Linked DNA regions of Homo sapiens: region 2 is linked to region 1. The links are chromatin loops, found by intact Hi-C in ENCODE. Cell type or tissue: ovary. All regions are shown on one strand. Links, peaks and the distances in the headings refer to the core of each region. The heading gives the core; the rest is flanking DNA.

Region 1 (8,431 bases), core at 209-8,208:
GTAAATGCATCCATCTGACGGGGGGGGGGGGCGGGTGGGGGGGGGGGGCGGGTGGGCGGGGGTGGGAGGAGTGTGCTTTGTAAATTTGGAGAGTGGGCTGTGCTGCAACTGGCTTAAAGGTCTAGAAAACCAGCCAGGTACGGTGGCCCACGCCTGTAATCCCAGCATTTGGGAGGCTGAGGTGGGCAGATCACCTGAGGTCAGGAGTTCGAGACCAGCCTCACCAACATGGTGAAACCCCGTCTCTACGAAAAACACAAAAATTAGCCAGGTGTGGTGCCGCACACCTGTAATCCCAGCTACCTGGGAGGCTGAGGCAGGATAATTGCTTGAACCCAGGAGACAAAGGTTGCAATGAGCCAAGATTGCACCACTGCACTCCAGCCTGGGCGACAGAGTGAAAGTCAGTCTCAAAAAAAAGGACCAGAAAACCACTTCATCGGCTGGGAATGGTGGCTCACACCTATAATCCCAGCAATTTGGGAGGCTGAGGCGATTGGATCACTTGAGGTCAGGAGTTCAAGACCAGCCTGGCCAACATGGTGAAATCCTGTCTCTACTAAAAATACAAAAATTAGCTGGGCGTGGTGGCAGGCACCTGTAATCCCAGCTACTAGGGAGGCTTAGGCAGGAGAATTGCTTGAACCCAGGAGGCAGAGATTGCAGTGAGCCGAGATGGCACTACTGCACTCCAGCCTGGGCGACAAGCAAAACTTCGTCTCAAAACAAAAAGAAAAACAAAATGAAAACCATTTCATCTAAGAGATTCAGCTCTGAGTGATGAAGGGTTGTATGATCAAGACCAGAGAAGCATCAAAACACTTACAGCCTCAGGATGAAAATGTCATGGGGTTGCCAGGGGGTGGGCAGCAGAGTTCATTTGTAGCAGCTCCCGGGCTGCTCTGCAATGTTTTGTGGCTCAGGGCCATGTGTAGCCAAACAAAAACAAGTGTTATAGGCCTGCTGGTTTCTAGCTGAATTCACTATTCAGAAATATGGCCAGTTTTTTCCCCCTATGAGCTTCATAGTCTCCTACCACAAAGAAGCTAGCAGATTCATGGATTTGAACTGCACTGAGAAAATATAACTCTGCTGGTATTCTTGAACTTGCAGTGTTTGTCTTTAGGTTTTTTTTTTTTTTTTTTTTTTGAGATGGAGTCTCGCTGTGTAGCCCAGGCTGGAGTGCAGTGGCACGATCTCGGCTCACTGAAAGCTCTGCCTCCCAGGTTCACACCATTCTCCTGCCTTTGCCGCCCGAGTAGCTGGGACTATGGGCGCCCGCCACCACTTCTGGCTTATTTTTTGTATTTTTAGTAGAGACGGGGGTTTCACCGTGTTAGCCAGGATGGTCTCGATCTCCTGACCTCGTGATCCCCCGGCCTCAGCCTCCCAAAATGCTGGGATTACAGGTGTGAGCCACGGCACCTGGCCTTGTCTTTAGGTTTAATGTTAAACATTGAGGATACAAATTTCATTGTAAGTCAGAGACATTTTTAGCTGCCGTCCCTGCAGTTGGAGCTGACTCAGCAGACGTATGGTTTTTGATTTACTGTGCCTGGCAAAAGTTATTATACTGAGGCATGTACTTTATTATAAACTTTTCTTGTATAATAACAGACAATTTGGCCAGGCTAATTGCTAAATTAAGCTCATCCTAGTCAAGCTCAGCTGATTCATTTAAAAGGTTATTGACCATTGACATTTTTACAAGTGTTTAATCAGACTAGTAAGTACTCTTAAAATGGAAATTTTGTGACAAACACACTCTAAGCTTGATAAGTAAAAATATGCACCATAAAGCCCCACCCACCACCCACAAAAAGAAAAATTATAGCATATACATATATACACACACATCACCTTTCAGCTGAAATCCTATAATTTGTTACATATGATTATAGAACAAGAACAAATAAGAAAATGGTTCAGGCTCTGATGAAATTTTAATAATAAAGTATGTTAGAGTGGCCTGTAGCATGTTTAAATAAAGCTTAAAAGAAAATCACTCTGCCCTGATAGGTAATAAATGTAGAAACACACACCCTTGGCTGGGAGTGGTGGCTCACCCCTGTAATCCCAGCACTTTGGGAGGCCAAGGTAGGGGCAGATGACCTGAGGTTGGGAGTTCACGATCAGCCTGGCCAACATGGTGAGACCCTGTCTCTACTGAAAATAATTAGCCGGGCACGGTGGCAGATGCCTGTAGTCCCAGCTACTAGGGAAGCTGAGGCAGGAGAACCGCTTGAACTCAGGAGGTGGATGCTGCAGTGAGCCGAGATCGAGCCACTGCACTCCAGCCTGGGCGACAGAGCGAGACTTTGTCTCAAAAAAAAGAAAGAAAGAAATACACACCCTATTTTGTGTTTTCAAATGAATAAAATTCAGATGCAAAGGACTTCACCTTGAAGAGCCAAGGCCTTTTTTAGCTATCAAAGATATGGTCCTTTTGCAAGGAGATTTCAAAATCCATGCCACATATACCTGAAAAACATGAAGGCTTAATTGGCTGGTTTTCCTTATGTGATAATAAAATGATCTGTTCTCTAACCTCTCATTTTTATGCTTGGCAGGAATGTGACTGTACTCGAACCAAAAAGACATCTGCTAGCAATTTGCAGTCTCAGAGCAGCCCACGGTTTTATGGAGCTTCATCTGAAACTCTGATTCATTTTTGAAAAAGTTAGCTAATGCAAGTGGGGGTGAGGGCAGCCGGCTCCTTGCTGGGGGATCGGCAGAGGAGGAGTTGTTTCCGCCAGCCCAGGTTACAGTTCTGTGCTCTGTCTCCCAGGGTCTGTCCTGATGAACTCAGGGTTTCTGGGCTGCCCCAGAGTGGGCAGTGGTAGGTGGGAGGTGCCTGTGTTGGGCCTGAGATTTGGTGCTGAGAATTTGGTCTCCTGCTTAGCAGTCCTACTTTTCATTTAATTCAATTTTTACTCCTGTCTTACTCTGACAGATGGGTATATTCTACTTGATACAGAAAGTTTACAAACTCATAAAATTGGAACCGTACACGCATATGCACACAAGTGCACACACACACACGTGCATATGTATGCACACTCACACATGTGCATATGTATGCACACTCACACATGTACCCTGCAATTAAGGGAAAAGCAGCTCAGGCCTTGGCCTCACACAGAGAGGGCTTCCAATCCAGTTCAGTTACTCAGAGCTCTGTGACCTTAGGGAAATGAATTAACTTTCTCATTTCCTTATTTAGAAAATGAACATCATAATGCCTGCTTTGATGGAGATGACATGATATATGTAATGCTCCTGGAACAGAGGACAGTATTATTTTATATGGCCGGTGTACTTCTTCCTCCTGTCCCCCCTACTTTGTGCTATTTATTGGAAGATCTATTTTAGGTCCTGATGTTTGCACAGACCCATTCAGAGGACAGATTTGGAAATCTGGACAGATTTTCTTTTTCCTGTTGCCAGAAGGAAAACAAATGATAAGCCTGTTTTAGGTCTTACTTGTGGTGCAGTTTCCTCTCCACCTAAATATCTGCACGAGCCTACAGTGGAAAGAGATGAGCTTAGGCTGGGTGAGATTGGGAGCATTGCTTAATTGCTTTGAACTTGAGTTTGTTCAGATAGAAACCAAAGAAATTAATATCTAACTTGCAGGACCATTTCCATAAGATAAATAATATATGTAATACAAATGGTTGTTGCTTTTTACTCTCATATTGCCTAGTATTTTTTTCTCTTTTATTTTGTATTAGGAATTCAATGTGGAATCGCTTAATATTTCTTTTTCTTTCTTTCTTTCTTTTTTTTTTTTTTTGAGACAGAGTTTCGCTCTTGTTGTCCAGGCTGGAGTGCAATGGCACTATCGTGGCCCACTGCAACCTCCGCCTCCCAGGTTCAGGCGATTCCCCTGCCTCAGCCTCCCGAGTAGCTGGGACTACAGGCGCGCACCACCACGCCCAGCTAATTTTTGTATTTTTAGTAGAGACGGGGTTTCACCATGTTGGCCGGGATGGTCTGGATCTCTTGCCTCGTGATCTGCCCGCCTCGGCCTCCAAAAGTGCTGGGATTACAGGCGTGAGCCACCATGCCCAGCCTCCTAACTCTTTATAAACCAGAAAACATTTCTTAGAACTCCCTCCCCATTCCCTCTTATTTTGCATATGGCCAGAAATGGGCACAACCACGTCCCTAGATAAATCACTGCCTGGGGGAATGGAGCCATTAGAACTGGCTGAAAATGCTGAGGTTTGCCTCTGAGCCTTAGAGGAGATGTGTGGACACCATGACAAAACTAGGGCTTTCCCAGCAAAGGAGAAATTGGGGAGTGGCGGTGGCTGGCCGTGCGGCATGTGCGTCGCACCAAGTGACATGCTCCAGTTTGCTTTGGAAGCTTTTCTGTTCTTGTGAAGGTACTGATGGCCTTTCCCTGTTCCCCTTGCAGATGAAGTGGGAGTCCCTCAGTCCCTGACATTTCCCCAGCCTCACAGAGACGTGCAGAGGCCACTGATCGTGACGTGAGATCTGCCTTCAGTGGCTCCCTGTGGCCAACAGGCGGGCTGCGTCAACTGTCGGGCACCAGCCTCGTCCTCTTCGACATGCTCCGTGCATCCTGACAGGGTGGTCTGTAATTTCAGCCTCAGAGGTCAGGCTCTCACGCCCTTCCGAGTGGAGTGCCTCGGCAGCGGGTTGTTATTTCAGGACGCCGAATCAGTCTCAACACTGGGGGCCAAGACTCTTCACAAATGTGTCTTCCGGGGAAAGGTTTATCCACCAGGACGCCCCATGTGTTTGTGAATCTGACTTGGGAATCTCCGGTGAAATGAGGTCCATTTCAGTCATATCTGTTCTTATGGTTTAAACTCCGGCTAACATTTCTTTATCTCGAGTGTCTGGATGAGATGAAGGCTGTAGGGCTTACAATACATATCCAGCAACGCTAAGGCGTCTTGGAATTTTGGTGGAAAAGATGATGCGAGCCATCACGATACTCAGAGCAATTCTCCTGTCTTTTGAAAAATAGAATTTGCTTCCTGCCACAGCCCCAGGTGTCCTGATCAGATTAGAAGTACTCCAGTTTATGTCCAGCCCAGATTTTGAAAACTGATCTGCTGTGACGATCTCCTGGTTTTCTAATTTGCATGTCTCCCTGCTTCTACCCAATGTGGTGAAGGCCGCTGCAATCACCCAGCCCCATCCGAGGGAAGGCAGGGAAGGCGGATGCAGGCCTGGGCAAGTGCTCTGCAAGCTTGCTCTCTTTGTGTCCTGGATGAAGTGAGCGTCTCTCTTCTAATCCATGTAGACTCAGCATCTAGGAAGAAGCAAGAGTCGATTCTTTGTAATACAGGCTGAAAATCTCCCAATCCTTTGCTTCCTACCTTGTTTTTATCTATAAACTTGATTTTCGTTTCCTCTGAAAATTCCCCATCAAACCAAATCCTTCTCCCCTAATTCCTCCCTGCATTTAACACGATTCACCTTTGCCTGTGTGTTGTAGGATAAACAGCCCGCTGCCTCAGTGAGAAGAATGACAAACAGAATAATTTAAAAAACAACCAACTGACAAATCTGAACAAGCTTTGGTGGTGAGGACCCGATTAATTACACTTGTCCACACCCAAGCTTGGCAGAAGGGGGTGCCCTGGGAATGTCTGCAGAAGCCAACCCCGTGCCTGAGGGGTCAGGGGTCAGGGTTGACAGCCCTTCCCTGAAGCTGGATACTCCCAGCCCGGGAGTAACTCCAGCCTGAAAGAGAACTAATTGAGGATGCTTCTTCTAAAGGTAGTGACTGCTATGTTCTGTCTGCTGGGTTCCCTTTAGAGTTCATGGGATACATTCCATCCAGTTGCAGGGCAAAGAGAGGGCCTTGGGGTAACCATTAGTTCTAGGCATGGAAACCTGGGCTTACAAGCAAGTGCTCAACCGGGTGCAGCCGAAAAAGGGAGAAATCCTGGAAATACAGGATAGTCGAGTTCCTCCTGGGAGCTTGGCAGTCATGATTTAGACAACATGCACCTAAGAATATGCTGATTTTACAAATACCTCAGCTAACTTGTGGTAGAAATACCAGATACCATGTGGGTCCCCAGCTGCAGTACTAATAGGCTAGGCTGCCTATTGAAGCCATCAAAAGTCACTTACACTGTGTAATATGGGAGACGCCAAATGCTTACTAGGCCCCCCACCCCAATGTCCTTCCTCTTAACAGGACACAATACCTCTAATGCCTGAATCTTTTATTTAAAGGAGCTAAAAGTGAAGGAAGTCCACAATTAAAACACAAATATGGGCTGGGTGTGGTGGCTCATGCCTATAATCTCAGCACTTTGGGAGCCCAAGGCAGGAGAATCTCTTGAGCCCAGGAGTTTGAGACCAGCCTAGTCCACATAGCAAGACCCCATCTCTGCAAAACAAACAAAAAATACACAAATGTGTTACACCGAAGGGCATCACAGAACCCCATAATCATCCATTAAAGATCACTGGAAATGTTGTTTATCTGAGGAGGCAGCTAGTCATAGGGGGGACCTCTTGAATAAGGGCCAGGAATCTCCCAGTTTTGAAGGAAGGTTCTGGAACTCTCTGGTAGTTTCTTTCTTTTTTTTTTTTTTTTTTGAGACGGAGTCTTCCTCTGTCACCCAGGCTAGAGTGCAGTGGTGCGATCACGGCTCAGTGTGCAACCTCTGCCTCCTGGGTTCAAGTGATTCTCCTGCCTCAGCCTCCCGAGTAGCTAGGATTATAGGTATGCACCACCATGCCCAGCTAATTTTTGTATTTTTAGTAGAGATGGTGTTTCACCATGTTGACCAGGTTGGTCTTGAACTCCTGACCTCGGGTGATCCACCTGCCTCGGCCTCCCAGAGTGCTGGGATTACAGGCGTGAGCCACTGTGCCCAGTCTCTCTGGAACTTTCTGATACTATATAAAAAGAGGCAGTAGGAGCAGTGAATGGCCTTGTGCTGCCTGCTGAAGAATGAACCCACGAAGGAATGTGCATTAAGGGTGTGGTGTTGGGCAGCTATCTGGGAGAGGAACACGGCCATTGGCTGATTCCAGGTCCAGCACCCAGGGTTCACCTGAGGCAACTGGTCCATACTCGAAGTTGTGTCAGATTGCATTTTCTAAACAGTGGTCACAAAATTGTCCCCACATTATTCCCATGTAATTTTTTGAAAGTTATTTGTTTCTTATGATTTTTGCATTAATACATGAGATGCATTTGTAGTTTTCTTGGTTGAAGTGTGCCATCTCAGGTTCTGAAATCAATGTTATATTTCATAAAATAATTCAAGCATGTTCCTTCTTTTCTACATGCTAGAACAATTTACACAGAATTGAGTACTACCTGCTCTTTAAAGATATCTTAGAATGCCCCTGTGACACTAGTTGGGCATTTCTGAGGGAACTCTTTGGCAACTTTTTCTCTTTGTTGTATGAGAATCAGAATGCTTTGATTTTTTTTCTTTGGGATCCATTTTGCTAAATTATATTTTCCAAGAAAATTGTATTTTTCATCCAAGTTTTCAAATTTTACTTTCATGGAGTTGACCAAAGTATTTCCTTATGGTTGTTTTAATTTAATATAGTTTCGTGGTTTTCTCTTAGTCTTTCTTATTTTGTACATTTGCATTTTCTACTTTTTTTTTCTGTATTAAGTTAGCTAGTGCTTTTCTATTCTTTAATTCTTTTCCCCAAAGATTCAGTTTACTTCTTTTTTTTCTGTTTTCTAATTCACTAAGTTAGAAAGTTCTGTTTTTATTTTTATTAATTCATTCTTTCTACATCCCTTCAGTTTATTTTATTGTTCTTTTTCTAAGCTAGATGCTTGGTTCATTTGGTTTTTATTTATTATTTATTTAAGTATTTAAACCTATGAATTTATCTTCCACTACTACCTTAACACTATCTCATAGATTCCAAGGTGTGGAAAATGTATTGTTTTTGTTATTTTTATTTTCTAGAAGTCCTGTGATTTAGGTTAATATTATATTTTGATCCAAGAGTTAAGAAGAATTTCTTTAAATTCATATAGGATAAACTTTAAAGATGTTCAGGTGAAAAGGAATTTTTGTTATCTGTTTTTAAAAATTAATTTATCATTTTATTGCATTGTGACCAAAGAAGGCTGCCTATGCTGTTTCTATGTTCTGGAATGTATTGAGGTTTTTTTCGTGGCCTCATATGTGGTCAGTTTTCCTGAATGTTCTATTCTTGAATATTCTTGAAATAAGAATATGCTCTATGTGTAGAGAATATGTATATATATATATGAACGATCATGTTTAACATAGATTATATGAGAGTTCTATATTATTGATTTCATTTTTATTAATTTGATTTGTCATAGACTATAGAGTCAGGAATGAAACCAGCGTGATTCTGTTTCTTTCTCCTTTTGTATCCTGTAATTCCAAGTTTATGAGTGCCATTGCATTGTTATTTGGTACTCAGT
Region 2 (8,431 bases), core at 222-8,221, 53 kb after region 1:
GGTCAGCTCCAGAAACTTACAGAATGACTTGTCTGAGTAAGGGGCCACGGTATAAAGCCCGCACAGTCAGTGGAGGGTGGTGAGATTCACTGCACAGACCTAGAACAGTGCGGATGCCTGACAGCAAGAGGCCCTCAGGGCAGAGCGGTGCACCGTGAGTCTGAGGGTGCAGGTGTGGGGATTGTGAAGTGCCTTTCATGTCTATCCAGTGTGTTGAGTTTTTGCCTTTTCCTGCCAGTGAGGGTGAATGGGTCAGCTATCTTTACATCTCTGCAATGTGCAGAATGTTTGGGAAGGAAATGGGACAAGATAGGAGTTCGTGTTTATTTAGGACGCTATTGCAATGCTTCCAGGGTCTCTGTTAAGGTCTGAAGGAAGACAATGGTAACCAGTATGGAGAGGAGGGTAGGTAGACTCCAAAGGTGTTTCTGGGCTAGAAATGGCAGGATCTTGCTGTGGTAGATAAAGGCGAGGAGGGAAGAGCAACAGTTTTGCAGAGGATGGTGTTGGCCAGAAGTCTGCCTGGAATTGTACTCTTGGCGATAGGGATCTGGGAATAATAAAAGCAGCAATGGTGAGAGCTGACTTTGCCCCTGATGCCATGCTCACCACTTTACCTGAGTTGTTTCATTTAATCCTTACTGTGAAACCTGTCAGGGATATGGTTATCCCCACTTAAAAGAGAAGGAGCTGAGGTACAGAAAGGGGCAGTAGCTGTCCAAATTGACACAACCGTCAGTGCCACGCTGGATCTGGGACCCATGAACACCCTGCTCGGGAGGCTGAGATGGGAGGATGACTGGAAGCCAGGAGTTTGAGACCAGCCTGAGCAATATAGTGAGACCCTGTCTCTACAAAAAACAAAACAATTGCCTGGCATGGTGGCACATGGCTGTAATCCTAGCTACCTGGGTGGCTGAGACAGGAGGATCGCTTGAGCCCAAGAGTTCAAGGTTGCAGTGAGCTACGATTGCACCACTGCACTCTGGCCTCGTGGACAGAGCAAGACCCTGTCTTGAGAAAGAAGGAAGGGAGGGAGGGAAGGAGGGAAGGAGGGAGGGAAGAAGGGAGGGAGGGAGGGAGGGAGGGAGGGAGGGAGGGAAAGTCTGAATCATTCTGGGATTTTGGAGAACAGGTTGGGCAGATCCTCTAGGGCCACCCCAGGCAAATAACTCAGCAGAAGGAAGACATCCGGCGAGAGAAAAGGGCCCGGATAGGAGGGGATGGAATATGTGCTGGAACCCTGAGCAGAGCAGGTGGTAACCGTGAAAGTCCTGCTCCATGCATGTCTCCTTAAGGCATCCTAACAGGAAAGTGAAGGGTAGAAGGCTTTGGTAGCCTCAGGAGGACCTGACTGGCTATGTCCAGGGCAGACAAGTAGGGCTGCATGTGGCCATTGTCAGAGTGTTTGGACGCTTAGGAAAAACGACATCAACGTTGGAGCAACTAAGAGGGCTCACTTCTCAAAACAGATTCATGACGCTCCTGCAGGGTTCTCTGAAACAGTGGGAAATAATTTACAAGAAGACTGGGGTTCTTTTTTTTTTTTTTTTTAAGATGGAGACTTCCTCTGTTGCCCAGGCTGGAGTGCAGTGGTGAGATCTTGGCTCACTGCAGCCTCCGCCTCCTGGGTTCAAGCGATTCTCCTGCCTCAGCCTCCCGAGCACCTGGGATTACAGGTGGTTGCCACCACACCAGGCTAATTTTTGTGTTTTTGCTTGAGACGGGATTTTGCCATGTTGGCCAGGCTGGTCTTGAACTCCTGACCTCAAGTGATCTGCCTCCCTTGGCCTCCCAAAGTGCTGGGATTACAGGCATGAGCTATCACACCCTGCCAGAAGACAGGGGTTCTTATGATGCTGCAGGTGGACAGGTCATAGACATAACACCAGGCTTTTGTCCCCCTGTTTCTTCTCAGGCAGGTGCACATTGCCTCAGCTACACAGAAAATAACAATAACAGCCAACATTTGTTGAACAATTGCTCTGCTCAGGCATGGTACTGTTGACATATATTTTTGTTTGTTTGTTTTTGAGACAAGGTCCCGCTCTGTCACCCAGGCTGGAGTGCAGCAGTGCCATCATAGCTCACTGCAGCCTCTACCTCCTGGGCACAAGCAATCCTGCCACCTCAGTCTCTCAAGCAGCTGGGACTACAGGTGTGAACCACCATGCCCAGCTAATTTTTAAATTATTTTTGTAGGAGTAGGGTCTTGCTATGTTTTCCAGGCTGGTCTCAAACTCCTGAACTCAAGCAGTCCTCCCACCTTAGCCTCTCAAAGTGCTGGGATTATAGGCATGAGCCACTACATCCAGCCAACATACATTACCTTATTGAATTCCCTAAATAACACCAAGAGGCCAATGTTAATCACTTTCCCTCCTTCACATGACAGATGGGGAGGAGAAGTGATAACCATAAGCTCTGTCTAGAGTTAAAAATTTATAAACCGGCCGGGTGTGGTGGCTCATGCCTATAATCCCAACACTTTGGGAGGCTGAGGCCGGCGAATCACAAGGTCAGGAGATTGAGACTATCCTGGCCAACATGGTGAAACCCTGTCTCTACTAAAGATACAAAAATTAGCCGGGCATGTTGGTGTGTGCCTGTAGTCTCAGTTACTCTGGAGGCTGAGGCAGAAGAATCACTTGAACCTGGGAGGCAGAGCTTGCAGTGAGCCGAGATCGCGCCACTGCACTCTAGCCTGGGTGACAAAGAAAGACCCCATCTCAAAAAAAAAAAAAAAAAAATTATAAACCAATGATCCTATAAGCCTATCATGATCACCACCTTTTCTTATTAAATGAAAATGTCCAGGCAGGGCACAGTGGCTCATGCCCGTAATCCCAGCACTTTGGGAGACCGAGGCGGACAGATCATCTGAGGTCAGGAGTTTGAGACCAGCTTGGCCAACATAGTGAAACTCTGTCTCTACTAAAAATACGAAAATGTAGGGTTAGGCACAGTGGTTCACGCCTGTAATCCCAGCACGTTGGGAGGCCGAGGTGGACAGATCTCAAGGGCAGGAGATTGAGACCATCCTGGCTAACACGGTGAAACCCCATCCCTACTAAAAATACAAAAAAATAGCCAGGCATGGTGGCACATGCCTGTAATCCCAGCTACTCGGGAGACTGAGGCAGGAGAATCTCCTGAACCCGGGAGGCAGAGGTTGCAGTGAGCCGAGATCGCACCACTGCACTCCAGCCTGGGTGACAGAGCGAGACTCCATCTCAAAAAAAAAAAAAAAAAAAAAATTAGCCAGGCATAGTGGCAGGCACCTGTAATCCCAGCTACTCGGGAGACTGAGGCAGGAGAATCTCCTGAACCCGGGAGGCAGAGGTTGCAGTGAGCCGAGATCGCACCACTGCACTCCAGCCTGGGTGACAGAGCGAGACTCCATCTCAAAAAAAAAAAAAAAAAAAAAAAATTAGCCAGGCATAGTGGCAGGCACCTGTAATCCCAGCTATTTGGGAGGCTGAGGCAAGAGAATCACTTGAACCCAGGAGGCAGAGGCTGCAGTGAGCCGAGATTATGCCACTGCCCTCTAGCCTGGGTGACAGAGAGAGACTCCATCTCAAAAATAAATAAATAAATAATAAATCAAAACGTCCAATTTGAATATATCTTAGACAAATTCTAAGCCTACTTTGAAGATGGTCAACATGTTCTTGTCTTCCTTTTCAAGCTCTAATTTTAAAGTTTGTTTTCTCAGCTGACTGGATTTGTCTTTGGGCACCCTGGAGGTGCAAAGTGACATCACCATCTGATCAGCATCTAAAAACATTTTGGCTCATTTAAAAAATAGAGATTTTGAATGTGCCCTCTTAGTTATATTTGCCCATCTGAGCATGCTGCGTGAAAACCCTGGGTAGACAGCCTGTTCTGCAATTTGTTTTTAAAACAAGCTTTTCGTCTTGCAGGCTGAGAGGATTCTGTTTAAAGGGTGTACACTGTGAATCACAGTTTCAAAGGAAGACGGCAAATATGAACCTCAGCCAAGCAATTTGTGAAGCTGGATTGCTGACAGAAATCCAGGAAGCAGCAGAAAAACAACAAACAAAAGAAGAGCTCAGGGGCTGCGTGTAACCTGGAGGAACACAGTAGGATGAGCCCCAGGATGAAACGGGTGATGTGAGGGAGCAGAGGTCTGATGAGGCAGCCTTGTCTTGAAAAGCTGAGAAGCCCAGCCTCGGGGACAGAGTGAGACTCTGTCTCCACAAAAAATTTCTTTTTTTTTTTTTTTTTTTTTTTTAAGACAGAGTCTTGCTCTGTCGCCCAGGCTGGAGTGCAGTAACGCAGTCTCAGCTCACTGCAACCTCTGCCTCCCAGGTTTAAGGGATTCTCGTGCCTCAGCCTCCCAAGTAACTGGGATTACAGGTGCCCACCACCACGCCCAGCTAATATATGTTATTTTAGTAGAGATAGGGTTTCACTATGTTGGCCAGGCTGGTCTCAAACTCCTGGCCTCAAGCACTCTGCCCGCCTTGGCTTCCCAAAGTGCTGGGATTACAGACGTTAGCCGCCACACCCAGCCTCTACAAAAATTTCTAAATGTTAGCCGGCCATGATGACACATGCCTGTAATCCCAGTTACTCGGAGGCTGAGGCAGGAGGATTCCTTGAGCTCAGGAGTTCAAGGCTGCAGTGAGCTATGATAGCACCACTGCACGCCAAAAAAAAAAAAAAAAAAAAAAAAAGAAAGAAAAAAAGAAAAAAAAAAGGAAAGAAAAGAAGCTGAGAAAGCATAGCCATTCAGAGGCTCGAGAACATTGGTGGGGGTGGTGCAGGGGGCGGGTGTGACACTTCTGCATTTGAACAAGCTGTCTTCACAGGCTCCTAATGTGTATTCAGTTACCATAAGAACAGGGAACTGAATATTTCTTCAATTAGATGCATAGGCTTTATTAAATAATATATATTTATTTAATTATTCATTTATTAAATACAAATTTTCATTAACTCAACCAATCAATACAAATCTGTCTACATGATTGTCATGTATATTATGTTCTTTTTCTCCGTAATAATAATGACTGGGTGCTGTGGCTCACGCCTGTAATCCTAACACTTTGGGAGTTGAGGAGGGAGGATCACTTGAGCACAGGAGTTTGGGACCAGCCTGGAAAACATAAGAAGACCCTGTCTCTAACAAAAAATTAGCTGGGCTTGGTGGTGCATGCCTTTAGTCCCAGCTACCTGGAGTGCTGAGGTGGTGGATCGCTTGAGCCCAGGAGGTGGAGATTGCAGTGAGCTGAGATCACATCACTGCACTCCCTGTCTCAAGTAATAATAATAGTAATAATAATAGTAATAATAATAATTGACCCTTATTGAGCTCTCTACCTTCAAAACGTATCCGGAGTGTCTCTGCTCCTCACATGAATGTAAGCTCCATGAGGGCAGGAATTTTGATCTTTTCTGTTCACTGATGTATTTACAGTACCTAAAATAGTGCCCTGCACATAGAAAATGCTCATGAAATGTTTCATGAATTAATGAATGTATGAACAAATGCATGCTGACACTTTGCCAATGAATATGTATTTTATTGATTAATCTTCATCACAATTTCATGAGGTAGGTGTTTATTATTATTTCTGTTTTACAGATGAGCAAACTGAGTCCCAGCAAAGTTCACTGGTGTGGCCAAGGTCACATGGTTGTAAGTGGCAAAGACAGAATCAAACCCAGGTGGTCTGGCTCCAGGATCCACCTCTTGGTACTGCAGCTCTTCCTGATAATACAACTGACCTTCCAGCCTCCTGTATTCACATTTAGTTTTTCCTCGATTTCCCTGTGTTTAGTTTCCTGTAATACTCTTCTAACAGGTCAAACTATTTTATACTAAAGCCTTCTTTATACGCAAAAGAAAACTTTTATTTTAAAGCATACATTATTCAATATTAATGCTCATGCCAAAGAACCTTAAATTAGTTTAGATTTTTTTTTTTAAAGGCAGGAGAGTAAAAAGATTACCTTCAGGAGAACTTTAAATTTACATTTTCTTTTAAGAGAGAATATAAGCTATTATGATATTTTTAATGAAAGTGTATTTATGCTTAAGTTTTCTCTATGCTATGATATTTTAAAAAATATTTTTATGAGACATGCTGCCTACTGCACTGACGCAACTTAACAATCATTTTTAAAAAGAAGGAAAGAAGGTAGTATGGGCTGGATGTGTTGGCTCACACCTGTAATTTGGGAGGCCGAGGTGGGTGGATCACCCAAGGTCAGGAGTTGGAGACCAGCCTGGCCAACATGATGAAACCCCATCTCTACTGAAATACAACAATTAGCCAGGTGTGGTGGCAGGTGCCTATAATCCCAGCTACTCTGGAGGCTGAGGCAGGAGAATCGCTTGAACCAGGGAGGCGGAGCTTGCAGTGAGCTGAGATCGTGCCACCGCACTCCAGCCCGGGTGACAGAGCCAGCCTCTGTCTCAAAAAAAAAAAAAAAAAAAAAAAAGGTTAGAAGATAGTATGAGGCAAAATTACCCAGGCCATAACATTACAAATATAAATTTTTAATTCTTAATTTTTATACAGCCTTAATTTTTCAGGGCAATTTTATGTATTTAAAACAATCAGAGGTCAGGCGCGGTGGCTTACGCCTGTAATCCCAGCACTTTGGGAGGCCAAGGTTGGGTGGATCACGAGGTCAGGAGTTTGAGACCAGCCTGGCCAATATGATGAAAACCCGTCTCTACTAAAAATACAAAATTAGCTGGGTGTGGTGGTGAGCACCTGTAGTCCCCGCTTCTCAGGGGGCTCAGGCAAGAGAATCGCTAGAACCCGGGAGGTGGAGGTTGCCGTGAGCCGAGATTGCACCACTGCACTCCAGCCTGGGTGACAGAGCAAGACTCCATCTGAAAAAAAAAAAAAAAAGATTAGATATATGTAAATGATAATGCGTTTAGAGATCTACAGGCTTAATAGTAAAGAGATAGATAAAAGCATATTATCTTGCCACAAATTGCAGCCTGTGATGTGCTATCCTTTTTTTTAAAAGACTTGTGGCGGGGTAAGGTGTCTCACGCCTTGTAATCCCAGCACTTTGGGAGGCCGAGGCAGGCGGACCACGAGTTCAGGAGATCGAAACCATCCTGGTTAACATGGTGAAACCCCATCTCTACTAAAAATACAAGAAAATTAGCCAGGCCTGGTGGCGGGCGCCTGTAGTCCCAGCTACTCGGGAGGCTGAGGCAGGAGAATGGCGTGAACCCGGGAGGCGGAGGTTGCAGCGGGCTGAGATTGTGCCACCGCACTCCAGCCTGGGCAGCAGAGCGAGACTCCGTCTCAAAAAAAAAGAAAAAAAAAAAAAAATTCCTCAAAACAGCTCATAATTTTAGAGCCATAGACTCTTAATAATCATCTCAGACAACCTCCCGGGTGATTCAGAAATTGTATATTTGCTAGCTCATGGCTGAATTATATTAGTAGAAAACCAAAGTTACAATGGCATTCTTAGGTTCTTTATAAAAATGTTATTTTTCCTATTGGAAAATGTTTTATGATTAACATGGAAAAATGTGGCTGTATAATTTGCGTCTATCTCAAATTTAGCTGAGTTAGTGAAAATAATCCTTAGGGAATGAGATGAAGCCTCTTTTCATTTGGACATCACTCTATTTTATGAGAACTCTCACACAATGCAAATGTGAAATCTGAATCTGATTTGAACGTGTAGGGAAATACACCATGAAATTGTCATATCCCAAAGGCCTATTCCTGTGCCACATGTGAGTTTAGAAGGATCTCTCACAGGAGAAAGCAGGTCATCTTGTACTTCAGTTTTTCAGATGATCATTTTATCATGACTCAGGCTGAATATTTTTGTGTACCTTTAGGAGGAGCCTCTTCAGCAGTTGCAGAAGGAAGGTTCTCCTTTTGTAAAAGTAGATACTTCTGGAAAAAACAAAAACAAAAACAAATTTTCTTACCAATTTTCATAAGTTTTAATTCCATCAAGTTTTCTTAAGACATTAGATTGCTATCTTTTATTTATTTTATGTCCCCTTGATTGGTCTAAGGATATAGAAGTTCTTGCAGACCTCAATTTTATTTTTTTCTTTCTTTTCTTTTCTTTTCCTTTCTTTTGTTCTTTCTTTCTTTCATTCTTTCTGTCTCTCTCTCTCTCTTTCTCCCTCTCTTTCTTTCTTTCTTTTTTTGAAGACACAGTCTTGCTCTGTTGCCCAGGCTGGAGTGCAGTGGCATGATCTTGACTCACTGCAGCCTCTGGCTCCCTGGTTCAAGCGATTCTCATACCTCAGCTTCCCAAGTAGCTGGGATTACAGGTGCTCACTACCATGGCTGGCTAATTTTTTGCACTTTTAATAGATACAGGCTTTTGCCATGTTGCCCAGGCTGATCTCAAACTCCTAAGGTCAGGCAATCTGCCCATCTTGGCCTCCCAAAGTCCCGAAGTG

Evidence for each region. Hi-C counts contacts between places; a loop is a spot of excess contacts. Peaks named below come from ENCODE experiments on the same cell type or tissue, not always from the same donor. Only the 100,000 strongest peaks of a DNase experiment are listed, where the experiment ranks them.
Region 2: a loop joins it to region 1, with 2.2 times the contacts of the local background. A loop is called at or near these places in 2 of 110 quality-filtered maps.

Annotation. Positions count from the first base shown.
Region 1 is chr10:34,902,935-34,911,365 of GRCh38, reverse strand. No RefSeq gene overlaps it. Among named protein-coding and RNA genes, the nearest start is that of LINC02635, 66 kb to the left of the region's middle. In ovary, for the core only: no CTCF peak of the experiment used is centred there; no DNase peak of the experiment used is centred there.
Region 2 is chr10:34,849,918-34,858,348 of GRCh38, reverse strand. No RefSeq gene overlaps it. Among named protein-coding and RNA genes, the nearest start is that of PARD3-DT, 38 kb to the right of the region's middle. In ovary, for the core only: no CTCF peak of the experiment used is centred there; a DNase peak (open chromatin) is centred at 4,178.